3 separate regions of the Homo sapiens genome follow, and regions 2 and 3 are each linked to region 1. The links are chromatin loops, found by intact Hi-C in ENCODE. Cell type or tissue: ascending aorta. All regions are shown on one strand.

What was found. Peaks named below come from ENCODE experiments on the same cell type or tissue, not always from the same donor. Only the 100,000 strongest peaks of a DNase experiment are listed, where the experiment ranks them.
Region 2: a loop joins it to region 1, with 2.3 times the contacts of the local background. A loop is called at or near these places in 3 of 110 quality-filtered maps.
Region 3: a loop joins it to region 1, with 4 times the contacts of the local background. A loop is called at or near these places in 5 of 110 quality-filtered maps.

The regions. Positions count from the first base shown.
Region 1 is chr5:120,453,967-120,461,966 of GRCh38, reverse strand. No RefSeq gene overlaps it. Among named protein-coding and RNA genes, the nearest start is that of PRR16, 6.3 kb to the left of the region's middle. RefSeq lists an enhancer at 3,538-4,107. In ascending aorta, a CTCF peak has its summit at 3,511 (motif pointing right); DNase peaks (open chromatin) are centred at 3,536 and 3,996; H3K4me3 peaks cover 1,143 bases; H3K27ac peaks cover 2,826 bases.
Region 2 is chr5:120,402,885-120,410,884 of GRCh38, reverse strand. No RefSeq gene overlaps it. Among named protein-coding and RNA genes, the nearest start is that of PRR16, 57 kb to the left of the region's middle. In ascending aorta, no CTCF peak of the experiment used is centred here; no DNase peak of the experiment used is centred here; H3K27ac peaks cover 858 bases.
Region 3 is chr5:120,134,939-120,142,938 of GRCh38, reverse strand. No RefSeq gene overlaps it. Among named protein-coding and RNA genes, the nearest start is that of PRR16, 330 kb to the left of the region's middle. In ascending aorta, no CTCF peak of the experiment used is centred here; a DNase peak (open chromatin) is centred at 3,698; H3K27ac peaks cover 1,656 bases.

The sequences.
Region 1 (8,000 bases):
TCTATCTATGTCTTTATACAATATAGAGTTAACTGAATAGGGAAAAGTTAAAATTGGCTTCCAGGCCCAAACTGAGAAAGCTGGTAGGATTGCAGCAGTGGTGTCTGTCCCTATCTTCTAGTCATTAAGGATCACTTAAAGCAAATCTCCATAAAATATGTCTAAAGAAGAAACTTTTATAAAGGGAATTATAAATATTGAGGAGAAGAAGACAGAATAAAAAGGGCCCATGAATATAAATCAAGTGTATTTACTTCCTATTTTTGTATTACCCTATGGAAAAATCTTTCATTCCTTTGGGTAATCCTAGACTCTCTCAGAGATCAGTATATAGGATGTTTTAGACTCCAGTTATAGAGACCAAACAGCAAAAGTGACACCTAATAAAATTTCTGGTAAATCTTTCTGTAAGTTCGTTAATGTACTAGTGCTAGCTGCAAATGTACACAACCAAACCACATTACTTATAAACTTAGACAGGATAATACATTTCTAAATAAAGGAGAGTCTTACTCATTTATAGAAGTGATTGCAAACCCAGGATTTTATTCTCCCTGTCTCTCTATTCATCATTTTCTGAGTTTTGTAACAGGAAGAATTGGATAATTACAGGAGATCATCTAGGTTTTGTTTCTTTAGTTACAAGCCTTTATCAGTATTCTCATGTGTATGCGTGTGTGTGTGTGTGTGTGTGTGTGTGTGTATGTGTAATCCACTGCAGTTGATCCCTAGTAATTAACCCACAGGAAAAAACTCTGTGACACTGACATAATTTTAAATTCACAAAAAGCATAAGAATATTCCCAAAATATTTTGTCTCACAGTTCAGCATAGCTGGGGAGGCCTTAGGAATCTTACAATCATGGGGGAAGGTGAAGGGGAAGCAAGGCACCTTCTTCACAAGGTAGCAGGAAGGAGAAGTGCGGAGTGAAGGGGGAAAAGCCCCTTATAAAACCATTAGATCTCATGAGGACTCACTCACTGTCATGAGAACAGCATGGGGGAAACTGCCCCCATGATTCAATTACCTCCACCTGGTCTCTTCTTTGACGCGTGGGAATTATGGGGATTACAAATCAAGACGAGATTTGGGTGGAGACACTAAGCCTAACCATATCAATGATATAGTTATGAAAAATTAGAAACGTTTTCCATACATATATTTACTATTAAACATATTTTATATGTCCAGGCAGTGGTTGAGAAAGCCTAGTACCCATCAGAACTTCTTTAAAAAAAAGATTGCTATACTCCCTGCCCCAAGGTTTGTAGTTCAGTATGTCTAGGATGAGGTCTAAAATGTGTATTTTAACAAATTTCTAGGATGCTGGTAGGGGACCACACTTTGAAAACCACCAATTTGAGAGATTAAAATAAAAACTTTAAGTTTCTTTTTACCTGGAATAAGCCTTAAAAATAATTTAGTTAAATTTCTGTTTGTTATAAGCTTTAAAGAGCATCTAGATAAATCTTAAATAAGTATAACTCTAAAGAGCATCTACTTAAATGTTAAGGCCTTAGTAGGCTAAATGGCATATCCAATATATCACATCTAGGGAACAATAAATTGAGAGCTAGAACTCCTTGTTCACTCATACATTTTATTAAATTGTCTCTATTGTTCTGGAGAATGTCTCCTTTTAATGTATCAACTGCTTCTGGCATGATGGCTATGTACTGTTGATGTATATAGGTTTTAAAAAATGAGATCTGGGAGTTTAAATGCAAGTACTCAACACAATATCCTGAGTAATTAGAACTGTGTCTATTGCAAAAAGGCTGATCAATAAATACTTAACAAAATGAATGAATGAGTAAACAGTTGTCTCTGTGTGTTTTGAAATTAATTCAACAAATATTTTTAAATGCTTGAGCAAGAATCAGTGCTAAGAGTAGTTGTGCCACTAGGTTTAATTAGACATAATCCCAGCAGGAACCACTAGATAATTCTCTACATGACTCTAATAAATACAAAGTGGGATTACTCCGAGTATCTCTTCCTGCCCTCATTCTTAACTATAGTGAGTTCATTTTATTTGACCTCTCCTATGGTCTGACTATCCCTCCAAAATTAATTTGAAATCCTATCTCCCAAGATAATGGTATTAGAAGATGGGGCCTTTGGGATTTATTAACTCATGAGGACAAAGCCCACATGAAGAGAATTAGTGTCCTCATAAAGGAGGTGCCAGAGAGCTTCCTCCCCATTTCCATCATGTGAGGCTATAGTGAGACCTGTCTCTAAAAGGAGGCAGAACCTCACCAGACACGAAATCTGTTAGTGCTTTGACCTTGGGATTCACAGGCCCCAGAATTGTGAGATATGAATTTGTATTGTTTATAAGCCATCTAGTCTGTGGTACTTTATTATAGCAGCCCAAATGGACTAAGAGAACATCCAATGTATGTTAATTGGAAGACTTTTTAACCATGTGACAAAATCTGAACTTTTGCACAACTCAACAGAAAAAATCGTCTCATAGTTGAACCATAGAAAAGTGAGGATAAAAATATCCTCAGGTAGAATTGGAGGCAGAAATTCTAGAATCATTGGGACTATTTCTTTCTGACTCTATTTCCCACTCCTCTTTTGTGGATTGGCCTCTTGCCTGTATACCATTTTCTCCACAAAATTGAACCTTGATCACTAGTAAGTTCAGGCTCACATTTTCACAACTTTACAACTAGAAAAGGATGGTCATCACAGCAAGCTCCCAGGAGAAAATTTTTATAGATCTGGCTTAGATCATGGACACACACTACAGCCAATCACTGTGATTTGGATGGGGTTGTAGAGTACAAAGCTACTATTACATTTGTGCCATTCTTATAGAAAAGTCATGGGTGTGTATATTTATTACTATGATTTTCCAGCAGATGTCCGTGAAATGAGTTATTCTCTCAAAATATGTATATTATGATAATTTTCTGATAGTTGGAAATTATGTATTTTTAGAAAGTGATTCTATTTTCAAAATTAATGCAAAGAAAGACAACATATGAATTAGCAGTCATCCTTCATGGGTCAGTAACCGGTAGTGAAGAAGTATAATGATTCACTCAAATTGGATAAAATTGCCTACCCTGCGGCCTATTTCTTCCCCCTCAGAAGGTGACATACCTCTGAAAAAATAAAAACTATATATATATATATATATATATATATATCTCCACCATATAGTATTTATATTGGATTATTGTGGGCAGCAAGCCACCCAGGTGCCAAGGTAAGAGACCGAGGGCACAAGCTGTTCCAGTATCATAAAGAAAATATATAGAATAAGAATAGTTATACTAGAAATAGAATATAGATATGATTACATATGAATATTATTAATCATTAATTTGTAGCATTACTCTTTATTCCAATATTATAATAACCTCTGTTCTACAATTATAACCTAGGAAAAACCAGACCATACAGAGATAGGAGCTGAAGGGACACGGTGAGAAGTGACCAGAAGGCAAGAGTATGAGCCCTCTGTCACGCCCAGACAGGGCCACTAGAGGGCTCCTTGGTCTAGCGGTAACGCCAGTGCCTGGGAAGGTGCCAGTTGCCTAGAGGACCTTGGTCCAGCGGTAGCGCCAGTGCCTGGGAAGGCACCCCTTATTTAGCAGACGGGGGAAGGGAGTCTCCCTTTCCCCGGGGGAGTTAGATAAGACTCTGCTCCACCACCTCTTGTGGAAGGCCTGACATCAGTCAAGCCTGCCTGCAGCCATCTGGAGGCCTAAATGTCTCCCTGTGATGCTGTGCTTCAGCGGTCACACTCCTGTTTCACTTTCACGTTCCGCTCTATACACCTGGCTCCGCCTTCTAGATAGCAGTGGCAGAATTAGTGAAAGTGTTAAAGTCTTTGATCTTTCTGAGAAGAGTGTAGAAGAAATAATGACGTAAGCTGTCCTCTCCCCACCTCAGCTACCTAAAAGGGAAAGGCCCCCTGTCCGGTGGACACGTGACTCACGTGACCTTATCAATCGTTGGAGATGACTCACACTGCTTACCCTGCCCCTTTTGCCTTGTATACATAAATAGCAGTGCGGTCAGCCATTCGGGGCCACTACTGGTCTCCGCGCCTTGGTGGTAGTGGTCCCCTAGACCCAGCTGTCTTTTCTTCTATCTCTTTGTCTTGTGTCTTTATTTCTACGATCTCTTGTCTCCGCACATGAAGAGAAAAACCCACAGGCCCTGTAGGGCTAGACCCTACGGATTATATACTTTACTTTTATCTCACAGATGGACATTTTTTAGTTGTTTTTGCTTCCCCAAATTAGCATCTATCAAGTCCTAGATTTGGCATTCAGTTTACCCATGCCAAGAGCCACCAACCCCCTCATCCTTTCCAATCTCAGGCTCAGGTCCCATCTATAAATATCTCACCTCAAACATCCCAGTCCTCTGTTGAACTGCCTACCAAAAGAGCAAGCAATGCTCAAACGATTACTCCATTTCACTCAAGTTTTTAGGAATTACCACTTGTCCAGAAACCCTGAGGCCAGTGCCTAACAGGGTAGTCCCAAACTCATTCTACCTCACAGCTTCAAATTGCTGGATTAAGTGGTAAGAGAACCTAGGACTTTACATATTCCAGGACACTCACAGCCGTGGCCAGGGAGTTGTTCCTAAAATTTGGCCAATTGCCACTCTACACAGCTTAACAGCCCCTTTCCTTGGAAGTGGATTCAGCTAGAACAGAGGACACCTTAATCACTTAGCAGAACTCAATACACGCATGCATCAAGATAATTGAAAGCCCTATACAATCATTCAGATACCCAGATAATTTTGAAGGTACTTGGAGATTTCTGTCCTTATTAAGTTTCAAGGTCCTTTCCCCGCTCCAAGGAAATGAGTAACTGTGATCAAGGATAAAATCACAGAGGACAAATAAGTTGTCAAAAGCTATACCCCATGACCTTCAGATATAAAACCATACTCCATTAGGTGTTAGGTGGTCACCAATACTGTGTGTGACCACATAGAGTATGCAGTTTTAGTTCTTCATCCAGGAACTGGAATGGAATGACTGACATAGATCTGCAGCCTGGCAAGTACGTAAGGGCATTCTGTGTAAGGCTAAAGTGTAAGGCCTTAGACAGCATGCCAATCTGAACTGGTGGACCTTGATAAAATCATTTCGATCTACAATGATGCCACTAATCTATTTAATTGGCATGCTGCTTCCACTATCTACCCCCTCCTTACCACAAGTCGGTGAGCTATGATTTATGCCTCAAGCCTGTCTTCAACTGTATAAAATGATATTGTTATCGATTTGATGTTTGTGTCTCCTCACCAAAATTCCTATGTTGAAGCCCTAACCTCCGATGTGAGAATATTTGGAGATAAGGCCACTGGGAAGTAATGAAGGTTGTATGAAGTGGTGAGGGTGGGGCCTTTAATCTAGGACTAGTAACCTTATAAGAAGAATAAGACCTCTTCCTTTTTTCAACAGTAAAGCAGCAGGTTATAACGGAAACGCGATGGATTGGACATTTTACATTTGAGACTAATGTTCTGCCAACAGCTTTGTAATTTTAGACACTAAAACTCCAATAGCATTTGCTTCTTTATCTGCACACGTGGATATAATACTTATTTATCAAAAATGGGTGGAGAATCAGAAGAGATAATTATGTGAGAATGTTTTATTATCTGTGAATTACTGAACAAACGTTAGCCATGGTTATTCTTTTCGGTGTTTACTTTGATTGATCTTCTGTGTGCATCAAGGAACTTGCTAACTTCACTGTTTAGGATTTGGCTGCTTTCCAGAATTACTTGATTAAGCAAATCCCTCTATAACAGCATTTTTCAAAGTATGTTCCAGCAGTTTCAACTGACATAAAATTTTGGAAACTCTGCCTTCTCTATACCCCACTTTTTGTAATGATGAGGTTAAATATCAGGATATTAAAGTTTGAAAAATCTTACCAGTTTAAATTTAGTCTCCAAATTTATTTTATTTGACAATGGAATCTCCCTTTTTTTGTCTCTCCCTCTCACCCTCCATCCTTCCACTCTTCCTTCCTTTAACCTAACACTTATAAATAGCCTGTTAAAAGAATTTCCATGAAATACATTTTGGTCAATATGGTAATAAAAGTTTATATTAATTACTTTCATCATATTTTGCCTTCACAAATGATTGATTCCGTAAGCCTTGATTATTCTGTATAGAAAGGCTTTGTTGGGAATCGTGTGTGTGTGTGTGTGTGTGTGTGTGTGTGTGTGTGTGTGTGTGTCAATAGTATTTTTATGTCCATGTACATTTTCATATAACAATTTATTTCTGCTATTTTTATTTATGTTGTATTTGTACAGAACTTTACTATTTCTGTAGCATTTTCCAATGTCATAATACAATCTCCCTTGATTCTCAGTATAATCCAATAAACTAGAGCAGGGAACTGCTATTATCCTCAATTTTCGATAAGGTTTCCAAAGCTAAAAGATTTAGTTGGCATTGTAGGACAGAATTAAGAGCAGAACTCAGGTGTCTTTATTCTTACTCATTGAGATTTCTCCTACAACACATGGCTTCTTAGACTCATTGCCTCATATTCTGCACCTCCAATGTCTTTTCTGTCCTTGAGTGCCAAAAAGTAGCGTATTTTCTTCTTCAGTACAGAAATGTGAGGGTAGAATTTGACTGGGTATGGTAGCTCACACCTGTAATCCCAGCACCTTGGGATGTTGAGGCAGGGGGTTCACTTGAGGTCAGGAGTTTGACCAGCCTGACCAATATGGCAAGACCCTGTCTCCATTAAATATGCGAAAATTAGCCAGGTGTGGTGGCTTATGTCTGTAGTCCCAGCTACTGGGGAGGCTGAGGTGGGGGAATCACTTGAACCTGGTAGGTGGAGGTTGCAGTGAGCAGAGATCGTGCCACTGCACTCCAACCTGGGCAACAGAGAGACTCTGTCTCAAAAAAATAAAAAAGGGTAGAATCTGCATGCTTAGTTTTAGCTCCCTGATTATTGAACTCCTATCTTTATTTGCTTCTGGATATTTAGAAATAGGGAAAGGAGGTTGGCCAGTAGATACTTGGTTTGAATTACTAAAGGAAAAGTCTCCTATTCTCAACTTCAGACTGAGAATTATTCAAGAAATTTCAAAGCCTGTGGCTATTTCCGATTTTTGAAACACAAGACTGAATCCTCAAGGGTTTGGGTTAATAATATTGTAGTAAAACAGAATGTACTACAACAATGGATATTTCCCTGTCATAATGGCATGGCAATATTTTACAAAAAGAAAAGCACTTCTTCAAGTGGTGCCCATCTGGAGCCACAAAGGAGCTCAGAATACACTAATGTAATCAAGAAAACAAAAGGGAAAGCTTTCCACCATGTACTTTCTACCATGCATTTGACATATTGGCAGCTCAGTAACATTCCTGACATTTCTGAGCTGTTCTGTGGAGCAGCACATGAATAGAAAGTGTGACTTAGACTATGTTGGCAAATAACCATGCTGCAGCACACGGTAAGATTCAGTCAGCTTTTCTTTAATAGGCTGAATGCCTGGTAATTTACAGCCAAGTGAATTAATGGTTGAAACTCTGTGAAAAAACATACTGTGTACCAAATTCTGCAATAATGTGACCATTGGATTCAACTTCTTCCTGACCCAGGAGTTTTTTTGATCTAGTAAGTGCAGCATAAAAATCAGTGACTTATGCAATATTGTTTCTAATGGGGTACATACTGTTCCTTATCTAACTGGCATCATATATGTTTCCAAGTTTGAAAATCATTGAAAGGTATAGTGTTTCACTAAATCTAGTGATAAATTGCATATTAGAAAATTAATTTTATTATTTGTATTTTGACATAGTATATACATTAAAAATTTTCATTCAATTTTGTAAGGATAACCCTAATAAAGTTATAAAAATAAAATGGGAGTCATATGTCAGTTTCTACTGAAATTATCCTACTGTTATAAAATATTAACTGGAGGGCAGGTGGAGGGTAATAATGTGATGTATGGAGCCTGA
Region 2 (8,000 bases), 51 kb after region 1:
CTTTCCTACCTTCTTCAGTGCCTCTTTCTGTCATATGAAGTTATGACCTTCATATGTTTCTGTGATATGAAGTTAAAACAAGGTACTGTGAGAGCTCACTCAATTTTTGGTTCTCATGAAGGTACTGTTTTGTGTGTGGATAGTTCAATTTGGTATTACTGCAGGGGGGACAATCACTGAAGGCATTTATTTAGTTGTCTTGCTCCAAGTCCTCTGATTTCTATCTATTTCTAAAATAGCTATTTGCATTAGTCCATTCTTACACTGCTCTAAAGAACTGCACGAGACTGGGTAATTTATAAAGGAAAGAGGTTTAATTGACTCACAGTTCTGCATGGCTGGAGAGACCTTAGGAAACTTACAATCATGGTAGAAGGGGAAGAAAACATGTCTTTGATTACATGGCAGCAGGAGAGATAAGTGCAGAGTGAAGTGGGGAAAAGCCCCTTATAAAACCATCAGATCTTGTGAGAACTCACTCACTACCATGAGAACAGCATGGGGGAGCCACTCAATGATCTAACCACCTCCCACGAGGTCTCTCCCTGAACACATGGGGATTACAATTTAGATTACAATTCAAGATGAGATTTTGCGTGAGGACACAGCCAAACCATATCACTATCCTAGCGTTACAATGGTCAGTATTTGCCTGGTGTGCTCTTTTTTTTTTTTTTTTTTTTTTTTTTTTGAGACGGAGTTTCGCTCTGTGGCCCAGGCTGGAGTGCAGTGGCGCGATCTCGACTCACTGCAAGCTCCGCCTCCCGGGTTCACGCCATTCTCCTGCCTCAGCCTCCCGTGTAGCTGGGACTACAGGAGCGCGCCACCATGCCCGGCTAATTTTTGTATTTTTAGTAGAGACGGGGTTTCACCGTGTTAGCCAGGATGGTCTCGATCTCCTGACCTCGTGATCCGCCCGTCTCGGCCTCCCAAAGTGCTGGGATTACAGGCGTGAGCCACCGCGCCCGGCCTGGTGTGTTCTTTTCTCTTTATTTTTCATTCTTTCTGTATGCTTATTGTTAATTACATTTCCTTTAAACAGCACATATCTGAATTTTACACAGTCTCAATAATTGGCTTACATGTTAGGCTATATATAATTATACATTATATATAATTTCAGTTAACTTCAAATTAGGTAATATTGCTGTTTTATATTTTCCCAGTTGTTTACCAATTTCTTTTTTTATTTTTTCATCTAGCACCCTTAGATCTTCTTTATTGAATATTTTTTCTTATTTGTAAATACATCCGTCAGTGCTTTCTGTTATAGGATTTGCTGTTGGTATGTGATCTCAATTTCTATTTGTGTGAAAATTGTAAACTGTAGCACTTACCTACAGGAAGCAAGTTTCCTTTAGCTTTTTTCATAGACAGCACTGTCATTAGGCCGTTTCGCTAAGCACCTTAAATACTGTTTGAAGTGTCTGTGCATGGTAGAGATGATGGGTAAGTCCCACCAGCTTAGCTTGCAAATGGCTTTATGCAATATGGCTGTGCTTTCTGGAAGTGGATTATTATTGTATTACCACCCCACCTGGACTTGGCCCTAAAGAGCAGCAGAGTAAATTTCCTTATAGGCAAAATATAAATTTTTTCTTGGAAATTACATATATATATATACACACATATATATACACGCACACACACACATACACACACACTAAAGTTCAGCTTATACTTAAGTGTTAGAGAATCACCTAAAAATGGATTGTTATGATAATCATGGACTTGGAAGGGATAAGAATGGAGATTTGGCAAAAATGTGGAAAGTTTTGCTTTTGGAATGAGTTCAGTTTGATAGAAACTTTGTCCTACAAAAAAGCTTATGCAGCTGCTAAGGATATGCTCAGTAATGAAGTTAACAAAATAAAGTGTTGTATGGCTATTAATCAGTATTTTTTTTCAACAGCCCCAGAATTTGTATAATGAGTTCATTAACAAATGGTTACAGTAGAAGGAATAGAGGTAATACGTAGACACAGAAGCACAAGCTAGCCATCATTGAAGCTGACTTTTCTCCACCAATTTTTACCTGATTTAATAGCAGTAATTCTGGCGCCAAGCCCTCCACATGGCTATACAATTAAGAAACAAACCACCTCATACCAGATTTCCTTGTAATAGGAAGCGCATTAGAAGGAAATTTGTTCTTATTGTAGTAAACACATATGTGGTATATAGTTATAATTTTCTTGCCTACTGCACTTCTAAGAAGAGTAATAACTGTACTCATATCTTATAAAATATTTAATACCATGATATTTATTTATTTATAATATTTATTCTGATTAAGAAACTCATCTTGCAAAAGTAGTAAGGCAATGGAGCTTATGTTCACAGATTTCGCTGTCTTCATTATGTACCTCATCACTTAGAAACCATCTGAATTAGAAACCACCAGAGGAAAAGAATATTGAAGACAGTTACAGCACCTGCTAGAAGATACACCTTGAGATGCTTTGGAACAGTTCTTCAGGAGGTAGTATACACTCTGAATCAGCAATGAATATAGAGTGCTATTTTCTTCTTTCCCCAAACCAAAATATGTGGTCCCAGAAACGTTGTAAAGCATCAAAATGAGTGTGGCTCCTCTAACTATCATGCCAAAATGCTACCCACATGTTGAATGTCCTGTAATTAATTTCATTTATCTCAAATTAGTGTATCAGTCTGTTTACATGCTGCTGATAAAGACACACCCAAAATTGGGCAATTTACAAAGTAAACAGGTTTATTGGACTTACAGTTCCACATGGCTGGGGAGGCCTAACAATCGTCGCGGAAGATGAAAGGCACTTCTCACATGGTGGCAGACAAGAGAAAAGAGAGCTTGTGAAGGGAAACTCCCCCTTATAGAACCATCAGATCTCATGAGATTCATTCACTATCATGATAACAGCAGGGGAAAGACCTATCCCCATGATTCAATTACCTCCCACCGGATACCTCCCACAACATGTGGGAATTCAAGATGAGATTTGGATGGGGACACAGCCAAACCACATCATTCCACCCCTGGCCCCTCCCAAATCTCATGTCCTCACATTTCAAAACCAATCATGCTTTCTCAACAGTCCCCCAAAGTCTTAATTCATTTCACCATTAACTCAAAAGTTCACAGTCCAATGTCTCATCTGAGACAAGGCAAGTCCCTTCTGCCTGCGAGCCTGTAAAATCAAAAGCAAGTTAGTTACTTCCTAGATACAATGAGGCTACAGGTAAGTAAAACCATTCCAAATGGGAGAAATTGGTCAAAACAAAGGGGCTACAGGCCCTATGAAAGTCCAAAATCTAGCAGAGCAGTCAAATCTTAAATCTCCAAAATGATCCCCTTGACTCTGTGTCTCACATCTGGGTCACACTTACGCAAGACATGGGCTCCCATGGTCTAGGGCAGCTCCCTGTGGCTTTGCAGTGTACAGCCTCCTTCCCGGCTGCTTGCATGGGTTGGTGTTGACTGTCTGTGGCTTTTCCAGGCATACAGTGCAAGCTGTCAGTGGATCTACCATTCTGGGGTCTGGAGGATGACAGCCCTCCTGTCACAGCTCCGCTAGGTGATGCTCCTGTAGGGATGATGTGAGGGGGCTCCAACCCCACATTTCCCATCTGCATTGCCCTAGCACAGGTTCTTCATGAGAGCCCCACCCCTGAAGCATGTGTCTGCCTGGACATTCAGGTATTTGCATACATCCTTTGAAATCTAGGCAGAGGTTTCTAAACCTCAATTATTGACTTCTGTGCATTTGTAGGCTCAACACCATGTAGAAGCTGCCAATGCTTAGGACTTGCACCCTCTGAAGCCACGACCTGAGCTTCATGTTGGCCTTTTCCAGCCACAGCTGGAGTGGCTAGGAGGCAGGGCACCAAGTCCCTAAGCTGCACACAGCACAGGGACCCAGGGCCTGGCCCACAAAACCATTTTTTCCTCCTGGGCATCTGGGCTTGTGATGGGAGGAGCTGCTGTGAAGACCTCTGACATGTCCCAGAGACATTTTCCCCATTGTCTTGGGGATTAACATGCGGCTCCTTGTTACTTATGCAAATTTTTGCAGCCAGCTTGAATTTCTCCTTAGAAAATGGGATTTTCTTTTCTATCACATTGTCAGGCTGCAAATTTTCTGAACTTTTATGTTTAGTTTACCTTTTAAAACTGAATGCCTTTAACAGCACATAAGTTACCTCTTTACTGCTTTGCTGCTTAGAAATTTCTTCCTGCAGATACCCTAAATCATCTCTCTCAAGTTGAAAGTTCCACAAATCTCTAGGGCAGGGGCAAAATGCCACCAGTCTCTCTGATAAAACATAACAAGAGTCATCATTGCTCCAGTTCCCAACAAGTTCCTCACCTCCATCTGAGACTATCTCAGCCTGGATTTAATTGTCCATATCATTATCAGCCTTTTGGTTAAAGCTATTCAACAAGTCTCTAAGAAGTTCCAAACTTTCCTGCATTTTCCTGTCATCTTCTGAACCCTCCAAACTGTTCCAACCTCTGCCTGTTACCCAGCTCCAAAGTGGCTTCTACATTTTCAGGTATCTTTTCAGTGGTGCCCCACTCTACTGGTACTCATTTACTGTATTAGTCCATTTTCATGCTGCTAATAAAGACATACCCAAGGCTGGGCAATTTACAAAGAAAAGAGGTTTATTGGATTTACAGTTTCACATGGCTGGGGAGGCCTCACAATCATGGCAGAATGTGAAAGGCACCTCTCATATGGCAGCAGATAAGATAAAAGAGAGCTTGTGTACAGAAACTGCCCCTTATAGAACTATCAGATCTCATGAGGCTTAGTCACTATCACAAGAATAGCACAGGAAAGACCTACCCCTATGATTCAATTACCTCCCACTGAGTTCCTCTCACAACATGGGGGAATTCAAGATGAGATTTGGGTGGCTACACAGCCAAACCATATCAATTAGCAATAGTGGGTTCTTTTTTATGTAAATAAGAATAGAATGTTGATAAAAATTTGGAAAGGTTTTTCTTGAAATGAGTACAGTCTGGGAGAAACTTTGTCCTATCTCAGTGTTCATCCAGCTGCTGAGGATATGGTCAGTAATCAACAAAATAAACCACTTTACTGATATCAATTAGCCTTTCTTACACAACCATCTCAGATTTTGCTTGAGTTCATTAACGAAGTAGCTATTGCAGGAGGAATGAAGGTAATGCATAGATGCAAAAACATGAGCTGGCCTGACAGATACAGGGGTTAATGATACCTATCCAAGATATACTGATTAAATGTTTCTGAAGCCAAAAATGGGATTATATGAAACCTAAATAAGATAATGTATGCAAACTTTTATAGTCAGTGTGATTCACTGGCCCAATTAAAAAAAAACCCACACATTTATTATTAGAAACTGTGAGTACAAATCTGGACAGTAGTTGCATGACTCATCAAGATTTTCCAGAGCCTTAGTTTTCTCATATTGCTTTAGTTTCCTTTCAGAGTTGAGGGGATGTAAATGCAGATCTTGCTTGTGAAAGAGCTGAATTGTGAATTTCAATTATTTGCAAGGACTATGACTTCCATATTTGGATATACTCAGCATCTACCATGATATCTGACACATAGTGTTAATAAATAAATATTAATAAATAAAACTGGTCAAATTGCAAAGTTTTTGTACCATGAACATGTTAATTATTCATATTAATAAATTTAGCCTTTCAAAATACCTTAATAATATTCATTAATTTATTTATAAGGATCTGGATGTAGAAAAAAAAATTTTCTGTGTGTGTGTATAGTAACAAAATACCAATAGTTTTATTGAGGTAAAACATGATAAACTTGGAATCTGCTATGATTTGAATGTCCCCTCCAAAACTCATGTTGAAATTTAATTGCCAGTATGATGGTATTTGGAGGTGGGGTCTTTAAAAAGTGATTAAGTCATGAGGGCTTCACCCTCATGAATAGACTAATGTTACCACAAGAGTGGGTTGGTTATCATATGGCAGGGTAGTTATAAAAGTGAGGCCAGCCCCTGATGTTCTGCTCTCTTGCATATGCTTGCTCTCCCTTCTGCTCTTTTGCCACGGGATATTGCAGCATGAAAGCTCTCACCAGATATAAGCACCGTGCTTTTGGAATTCTCAGCCCCCAAAATGGTAAGAAATATACTTATTTTCTTTACAAATTATCCAGTCTATAGAATTCTGTTATAGCAACACAAGACAGACTAAGAGAGAAGCTATATGTCCAGGGCTATGGGTGGCACTGTAGTAACAGTGTATCCTGGCACTGTAATAACACAAAGAAATTCTGAATAAGCAATTGGGCAGGAAAAAATAGGTTTAGACTGTGGAAGGAAAGTTGACAGAGAGGTGAAAAACATGTGACAGGTGAAGAAGAAATTTATGGGAGGATTGAAGTGCCAAATGAGATATTTACTAAAATATTTTCCACACGGAATTTGTTATAAACGTTTTTTATCTCCTCTCCTAAATATGACTCCTCTCCCCGCTTTTTTTTTTACTTAAATCTACACACAGCCCACTAATGATGTGGTAGTGGACTTGAAGTCAGAAGGCTTCTCAATCTTTTTCAGAGATCATGAAATAAATACAAAAATTTTTAAAAAGTAAAGTCAGAGGGCTAAGATGAAAAGTCAAGTCCTGCTTCAAGGTTGGGAAATAAAAATTACAGACTGTTTAAGGAATGATACAAACTGGTTACACATTCAAACTGTTGTTTGCTAGTGGCCTCCATAGAACCTGCATTAGAAATGGTTGGCGATATCTAATTAATATAGCAATTAGAATAGTTTACATTTTCTTTCATTAAGCATACAACAAACTAACATACTTAGTATATTTATTTTTAAATATCTTCAATATTTACCATTATTTTGAGTATAATTTGTTCATTCAATCTTTCTTAAACATCTTTATTGAGAAATAATTCATATACCATGCAATTCACCAATTTAAAGTGTAAGCTTTAATGTTTTAAAATATTTTATAGGGTTGTGAAACCATTACCACAATCTAAATTTAGAAAATTTTCTTCCCACCTAAAATCAGCTCCATATCTATTGCCTCTCCACAGCATCCCTATCCCTCACAAATCTCTAATCGGATTTCCTCCACAGATTTGCCTATTCTGAACATTTAATAGTCAGTAATACTGTATGTGGCATTTGTCACTGGCTTCTGTAACTTAGTATAGTGTTTTCAAGAATCATCCAGGTGTAGCATGTATTAGTATTTCATTTATTTAACAAATAATATTCCAGTGTACCAATATACTACTTAGTACTTACCTATTCTTTAGTTGATATTTGCATTTTTTCCACTTTTTGCTATTTTGAATAATACTGCCATGAATATTCACGTAGATTATTTGTATGGACATATGTTTTCACTTTTGGGCAGAATAATTGAGTCATATGATTATTCTATATTTGAATTTTTGAAAGAATTGCTGCCCTTTGGTGATTTTACACCATCACCAGCAAGGTCTGCAGATACTAATTCTCCACATCCTTGCCAACACTTGTTATTGTATGTCTTTTTTATTCCATCCATAATTGATGATTGTAGGAGTAAAATGGTATCCCATTGTGATTTTAATTTGCATATCACTAATGAGTAATGATGAGTATCTTTTCATATGCTTATTGAGCATTTGCATATCTTCTTTGGAAAATGTCTATTCAATCCTTTTTCTGCTTTTAATTGGGTTATTCACATTTTTATTATTGAGTTGTAAGAGTTCATTCTATAGTCTGGATACAAGTATTTAATCAGATACATGATTTGTAAATATTTTTCCCATTCTGCAGATTATCTTTCACTCCCTTGATGGTATTACTGAAACACATAATGAATATTAAAAAATTTTCTTATTCAATTTACCTATTTTTATTATGTTTTTGTTGTCTTTTCTAAGAAAACATTGCCTAATCAATAGTTAAGGAGGTTTATTCTCATATTTTCTTCTAAGTAGTTTATAGATTTTAATTCTTACATTTAAGTC
Region 3 (8,000 bases), 320 kb after region 1:
ATTTTTAAATTTCATTAAAAGAATAAATTTTACAAAACCTTAACAAAATCCATGGAATAAAAATGTTAATTCTAAAAGTGTTAAAAGCAGAGACCACAATTTAAAAACTGTAATAAAGAAAATTTTATAAGATTCTACATAACTCATTTGAAGAAAGTATATCAAATAATAATTTAATTAAAATTATTTTTAAAAAAGAATTAAGGGCTAATTTTATATGTAGTGCTTTATAATATACAAAGAGTAGTTTTCATAAATTATTTCAGGTAACCAGAATGACAGATGTCAATACAGTGTTTTGGCAATCAAAAATTATGCCATTTTTATCTTTTAATTTATTAGTCATAATGATAGTAAAAACAGAGTTTTAATTTTCACCACTGCTGTCTGGAAAGTTAACTTTAACCTTCTGTGGCAAAGAGAAAAGTATGACATCTGAAAGCAATCTAATGAAAATGACACAGGATGAATTTTTTAAAAAACTTATAAATAGGAGAAATAGTGTCGTTTTATCCAATATTACCAAAATATATGAGAAGAAAGTAGCTTTTACTTAGATTCTATAAAAGCTCTTCATGCATTTTTATATAAAATTTCACTTGAAATATTTTTTTTATTTGAATATCAAAATCAAAGAAAATGATAAACAGTAATAAATCAAGCAGGAGTGTATGTCACACTAGCAATACTTCACCCAGAACTCTTGAAATTATGGAAAGAACTTTCTGATAGATGAAAAATAATTTTATCCAATATAAAAATGAAGTAAACAACTTGTTAATTAATTATAAAGTCAGAGCATATCTATGGGAAAGAAAATTGCAAAGGATTTTTTAATAAAAAAGGAATCATTTTAACAATTCTTCTGCATTCTTTTTTGTTTCAAATTTTGTGCAGAGGTCACTCTATTTCTTATGGTGTATTGTCCTATTACCTAACAAGTGCATATTCCAATTCACCAGGAAATTCTCCCAGCCAGTTTTCAGGTGCCATTCAACTCAATGTACATGGTATCTTTTTCATATCTCCAAAGCTTTACTTTTATTTCAGTGAAGTAACTTGGCTAATAAAACAGTGTTTGGAAAGTTGATCCAGACATAATAAAAAGATGGTTTCCCCAGAATAAAAGAGGTTTATATATTTACAGACTTCACACTAAAGCAAAGCCACATGTGAACCAATAATGCCAAGGAAACTTACGATGAGAGAGAGAGAGAAATATGAAAGTTTGCTGGTATAAAGTCAGAAATATTAGAGAACAAGTTTTATTCTCTTTACTCATTGCTATACCCAAAACTAAGGGGGGAAAAAAACAGCTTTCCAAACACATGGACATATCAAGATACTGTCAGGAGTTCATTCGAAGTCCTGTTAGTTAAAAAAAGGGATCCTGGGTATTTATAAAGTATAGTAAAAAAGGGTATAAGGGAAAATCTACAGGGACACTTCATTTCTGTTCCAGCCATCTTCATTCAGGGGAAAATGTGACAAGTGATAGAAAAGAGTGGAGGGTATTGTGCTTGATTAATTCATTAATTTTCAGTGTAACGGTAATGAAATCAAAATGTCAGCTCCTCCCTTATTGAATCAGTTTATGTTTCTAAGAGAAATTCCCCTTTTGTGGCCACAGACAGTTTGTTTTGGTCATAATCTTCCATAAAAATATCCTTTGATGTTGTGCATGTCCTAATCGGCAAGAGTACTAATAGATTACACAAGGTCACAATAGATTAAACATTGTTCCTTAAGAACAACTCAAACAGACAGACAGGATTTTGCTAAGAATTCATTTGCAGAGCAAAGCAGACACATCTCAGATTTATCTATGGGTAGGAAACATTGTCCAAAAAAATGTTCAAGGTGGTCTCAGAATCTGAGTCCCATGTATATGCAGTAAAAAATTTTCAGAGCAACTAGTGTAAGTCTGTTGAAATAGTTTTGTGACACTTCCCAGAGGGCTTCTGCTGCTTTCTACACGAGAATAGCCTGGGTATATTCACTTGCCCAATTATATTTATATGATACATGGCGCTAGAAGTTGGGAATACAACAGTAAAGGGAACAGACAAATTTCATTCTCTACTGGAACTCACAAAAAATGTAAGACATGAAAAATCCTATAAAGGAAATGAAATAATGTCATAATGAGTGTTGTATGTTTGAAGAGGAAGTTGAATTGTTTAGCCAAAGAAGGTGTGACATTTGAACTGCAACCTGAACAATGAATGAAAAAGTGTCAGCCATGAGAACCCAAAGGACATTTCAAGTAGAGGAAAGAGCAAGTGCATCATTGCCATGTGACTTTACCTCTCAGGACCGCATTTCTTAGTCTATGAGGAAAGATGACAATGCTTGTCTTGTGGGTTATCATAAAGACTTACAGAAAATCAGCCTAGCACACACCATAATGAGGGCTCCACACCCCCTTGTCATGACCATTATCTGAGTTGCCATCTCCTTCCCTCTGATGAGAAACCCCTCCCTCCCTAACACTCACTCCAAGAGTCAGTGTTGCATATCTTACTAACAGTTGGGGGTGGGGGATGATATGGATACTTTTTAAAGACAAGCAAAATTTTCAGAGAAAAACTATTACAGAAATAAGGTATGCATTCCACATATGTTATAAAGGAGGTGTTTCATATTTTTAAATAAAAGAAAAGAGGGTAACTGAGCCTACAAATTTGAGGTAACTACCCTGAGCAGGAGTCCTCTAAAGGAGCATATGAACAGCCTCAGATAGAAAGGACAGGCCTTGCCTCCAGAATGTCATCTGCCTCAAGACAAATCCCAATTTGTTTCCAGCTCAGTTCCTCCCCAAATGATCACCACACAACCTTATTAGGTAAAAAAGACCACCTCTCATATGTGTTTCCTTCCCAATAAAACTGCATCTTTTTTTTCTATGTGGGAGCTCCCCATACCTTTTTAAGTGACATGCTACAAAGTGACAAGATCGAGAAGAATCAAGGAAGAAGGCCAATCCACAGGATCCTTCTAGAGAAAGTGAAGGGCCATTTCCTTCCAAGCTTTCTTCCTTCCTAGTTCTCCTCTTAGGCTGCCACAGACAGTCTGGACTACACTGAAACTGTTGAGATCTAAATAGGCAACTTCATAACCAACACAATGCTGGGTTCTGACCCGGCAGGTAAGCAAGATAAAATATAAAAATGGGGAAAAGGAACAGGTAAGGATGCCAGGTATTAGCATTTAGAATGCCTTTAATAAAGAACCTGAACAATCTAGTAGGATCCAATAAAAACTGTAGACTAACTATTAAGTAAATTGCCAAAAGATACATCTTCCCCTAGAAAAAGTAAGTGTGCTGCAAGCATGATTATGTAGACCTTGAAAGAACAGCTGGAACTAAGTACATTAAAATAACACTGAACAAAATATGGGTTTTGGAAGTACTAAATGAAAAACTGTTTTCATTTTGATTTAATCTGTATTTTTAAAATAGTATATTAACAAAGATGACAAAAAGGTTTGAAGTTTTTTCTTCAGTAGGATATATACAAACTCCTATAAAAGAACCAAAAATACATGATATTCTTATAAAATCTTAGCTAATTACTGTCGGTTTGAAAGATATGTTTATTTAATTCCAGTTGGACTTCTGGTTTACTCACTTGGTGATTTCCAGGAAAAGACAACTTACGACATTAACAAGGGACAGGCCTCTGTTTCCCAAGAACTGTTGAGCAATATCAGTGACTCATTTTGGGGAATAAACAAAAAGACTAAGAAAAAGAAAAGCTATTTCACAACTATAAATACACACTACAGTTACAGAGCTTTTTCCCATAGAAGCCTATACAGAAAATTGTAAAAAAAAAAAGAAAATGGTTGTGCAGAAAATAAACATAGAGGAAAGCAGTAAAAGAGAGTCAAGTAATTTTAAAATTAAAAACACTTTGCTTTCAAAGAAAGTAAAGAGTATATAAGAATTATTGCTTTGTTGTTGCTTTGTGCTTTTCCTTTTAACCACCTGGCCTTTTTTCCGAGTGTCAAAAAATGGCCAGTAGTATCACTTACCACACTGATTTAGCCTAAGTACTATTACTTGAAACACTCAATTCTTAGCAGTAACAGAATGATCTTTTTATATTTCATTAGGTTTGCATCTGCATCAAAAATTATTCCAGGTGCAGTGGTTAACACATATAATCCCAGCACTTTGGAAGGCCAAGGCAGGAGGATCACTTGAGGGCAAGAGATACAGATCAGCCCTGGCAATACAGTGAGACTCCAACTTTCCAAAAAAAAAAAAAAATATATAGCTTCTGGTGGTGGCACACACCTGTAATCCCAGCTGTGTAGGAGGCTGAGGTGGGAGGATTCCTTGAGCCCAGGAGGTCGAGGTTGCAGGAAGCCATGATCATGCCACTGCACTCCAGCCTGGGTGACACAGAGAGAGACACTGCCATTAAAAAAATGAAATTATACACTTACTGTAGTCTTCTAGTACAATGTACTATATTTGAACTGAGTGGTTCAAAGATATTTTCCTGACACAATGATAAATTTTAGGCAAAAAATATTATTTTGAAATTTTATGTTTTTAATTTTGAAATAACAGCAAACCTACAAAAAAATTACAAGTATAGTTCAAGTGACTTCCATATTCTCTTTACACAGAGTGCCCAATTATTAATGTTTTACCACATTTGTTTCATTACCCTCTCATTCTTTCTTTCTATATACATAGTCCTTTTTCTAACAGAATGCCCTATCACCTCTAAATACTCCAGTGTGTAGTCTAAAAGCAAGGACACCCCTATACTATATCAACATATATCCTTCCCCTTTAGTAAATTAGCATAACACTACTATCCAGCTCACTACTATCCACTCAAACTTTGCCAAGTTCCCTAACAATATCATTTTGACCTTTTTGGTCCAGTAAACCATCCAAGAATATACACTGCATATAGCTGTCATGTCTCATCAGACTCCTTCAAGCTTGTTAGCCCTCTCCTACTTCTCCTGTCCTTGGACAGTCTTAAAGAGTATAGGCCCTGCATGCTCTCATAGACCCTCATACATATGACCCTCAACATATGTCTGTCTGATGTTTCCACATGACCAGACTCAGCCCACGCATTCTTGGCATTGCATCAGGAGGCACACTATGACAATGGTGGTCATAGTGTGACCATAGTCATAGTGTGACCACCACACAACTCTGAGTATATGGTAAAGCTGGTAACTGCCACGTTTTCTCTTTAGAAACCCAGGAGGGGATTTTACCAATTGGAGAAAGGATAGGCAGAAGAACAATGAGTGAAAACAAGCATACTCTAAGACTGAGCCTGGGAGAGACTGAAGCAGCAAAGACCCTGAGTCCACTCCCATGTAGCACCTAGGGAGACAGAAGGCAGGAGATCTGTGATGCACAGATTTGAAGTGATCAGATGTGATGTCTCTGACTTCTAGCACGATGTTTTAGGAAAACAGAGAGTTGTATGCTAAGCATCTGAATTCTTGGTCACCACATATTCTAAGGCACCAAGTATATGAAAGAAAAAAATAAGTGTATGAAATCAAGGCTTCTTTAAGCTTGGTCTTTGAGTGTCCTGTTAGTTACTAGCATAAATAAGAGAGAACAGAATAAAGGGCCTGCTTGGTGCGTTAAAGCTATGTAAGGAGGCCGTAACAATGACTAAAATTGAATTTTCTAGCAGACAGGTGGGATGGATGTCCAAAGCATACTGAATTTGATTTAAAAGAAATATGACATTTCTACTAACCTGCTTCATTCTCAACCAATCAGATAAAGGGATTAGAAATGGCAAGCTACAATTACAGTCTAATTAATAATTCTCATTATGAATTGACAGTAATATCACTTATATGTACATGTATAGTTCTTTGAATGTTCTTGGCAGACATGCATAATATATTAATGCACATTTTTTATGTCTCTTGATTAATATCCCAGAATATACTAGACATGCTTTAAAAATCAGGAACAGAAACAAAAAGTACAGAGGAAATTGATAACATAGTTTTTTTAAAGGAGATTCAAATATTCTAGTCTCAAATCTCAGGTTATGGTATAATGAAATTTCTATACATATTGTATGAATATTTATGCATAGGTATTGAAATAGTTGACCTCTAAAGTCCTTGACCATTCTAAGAGTCTATGATTCCTTTTTTATTTTGGGTCCAGAAACTGAGTAGAAAAACAATTCATCTAGTTTGGAATCTATTTCAAGGAAAAGAAACCAGTGTCTAAGAAATACATTAATGCAGGTGATAAAAATAGAAGAAAATTATAAAGTAGTCAGTTGTAAATGTGTAGCTACATGACTGACAATGAGAGATGCTTTAACCTCTAATTTATTTAAAGCAGAAATGGTTACTATGATCCAGCTACAATTTAATTGCAATATTGCTACATGGCCTTGCACTCATTATTATCATTCAGCTATAATTTCTCTCACTCCTGGTTGCAGACACAGTTGGTCTCCCACCCACATCCCTTTGACTGTACCATTTCAACTCAAGCTGGTCTGACTTCTAAATACCAGCTTCTGCATCTCTTTATCCAACATCACCCTGCTATGATCTAAGTCTTTCTTATGTATAAAGGGCATCTGGGAAATCTCTATGTACACTGTCTTGGTTTACATTCACCCAAAACCAAATCCTGAGACAGGATCTGAATGAATTTTGTTTTTGTTTTTGTTTGGGTGGTGAGTGATCCCAGGAAGCATGGTGAGGGAGGATAATGAAACAGAAAAGGAAGAACATATAATACAGGATATATAAAACATTAGTGAGCAGTTAGTTGATGGACAACTGTGGCCAATCCTTTTGGGAATCATTCAAGTGACTATGTACTTAAACAAAGCTCAGAATTGCCTCTTAAGAGGTTAGATACCTACAGTATTCATCTACAAACTCCTGTCCTTCATTTTTTGAAGGTCACTTTGTAAGTTAATTCATCAGCATTTCTGGCCACCTTCCTGTGCTGGAAAAACAATCTGGCCAAAGAACCCAGGCTGACAGACTCAGTTTCTTGAGATAGGAAGCACATGCAGTTAGTTTATAGGGCAACAGTCCACTAGAGCCATTGGTGATCTCTCGTATGGACAAAGGATACTTGACTAAGCATCATTCTCAGCAAACTAACACCAGAATGGAAAACCAAACACCGCATGTTCTCACTCATAAGTGGGAGTTGAACAATGAGAACACATGGAGACAGGGAGGGGAACATCACACAACAGGGTCTGTCGGGGTGTGGGGGGGCTAGGGAAGGGATAGCATTAGGAGAAATACCTAAGGTAGATGACGGGTTGATGGGTGCAACAAACCATCACGGCATGTGTATACCTATGGAAGAAACCTGCGCGTTCTGCACACGTACCCCAGAACTTAAAGTATAATTTAAAAAGAAAAAAATGAGAGTATCTGCTAAGAATATATTACTTCTAATATTAAATTTTAAGATGTATTTATTATGTACCTTACTAATCACAATTTATTTCTCTTCGCAAAGCAACTGAGAAGCTCACCCTGTCTTTGTCTGCAACATCTACAGCTATTGTATAGGGAAAATATTAAGTAAACTTGATTGGGAATTTAAAGGTCCATGCCTATGCTATCCAGGGAAAAAAGTAGAAGAAAATGAGCACCCTATTTTATACAGTAGGTTGGACTACATAGAAATAGAAGCCAATAACTGAAATATTATAATCTGTTAATTACTCAACATGTTTTTATTCTCATGAAATTCAGTTCTCATAAATTGCACATAGGACTGAATGTGAGATTACCTCATGCTGAGGCAAAGAACCTTCAATAAATAAACATCCCTAAGTTTTTGTGCCATCTGGTCTATTTTAATGAGATAAAAGGATATGTTTTGGAAAATAGATTTTAAGGGTTTTTATAACAATTTTACAGTTAAAGCCCTATGATTTAAAATACCATATATTTACAATATTCTGTATATTCTTCCAGTTTCTATTTAAAGTTGTTTTATA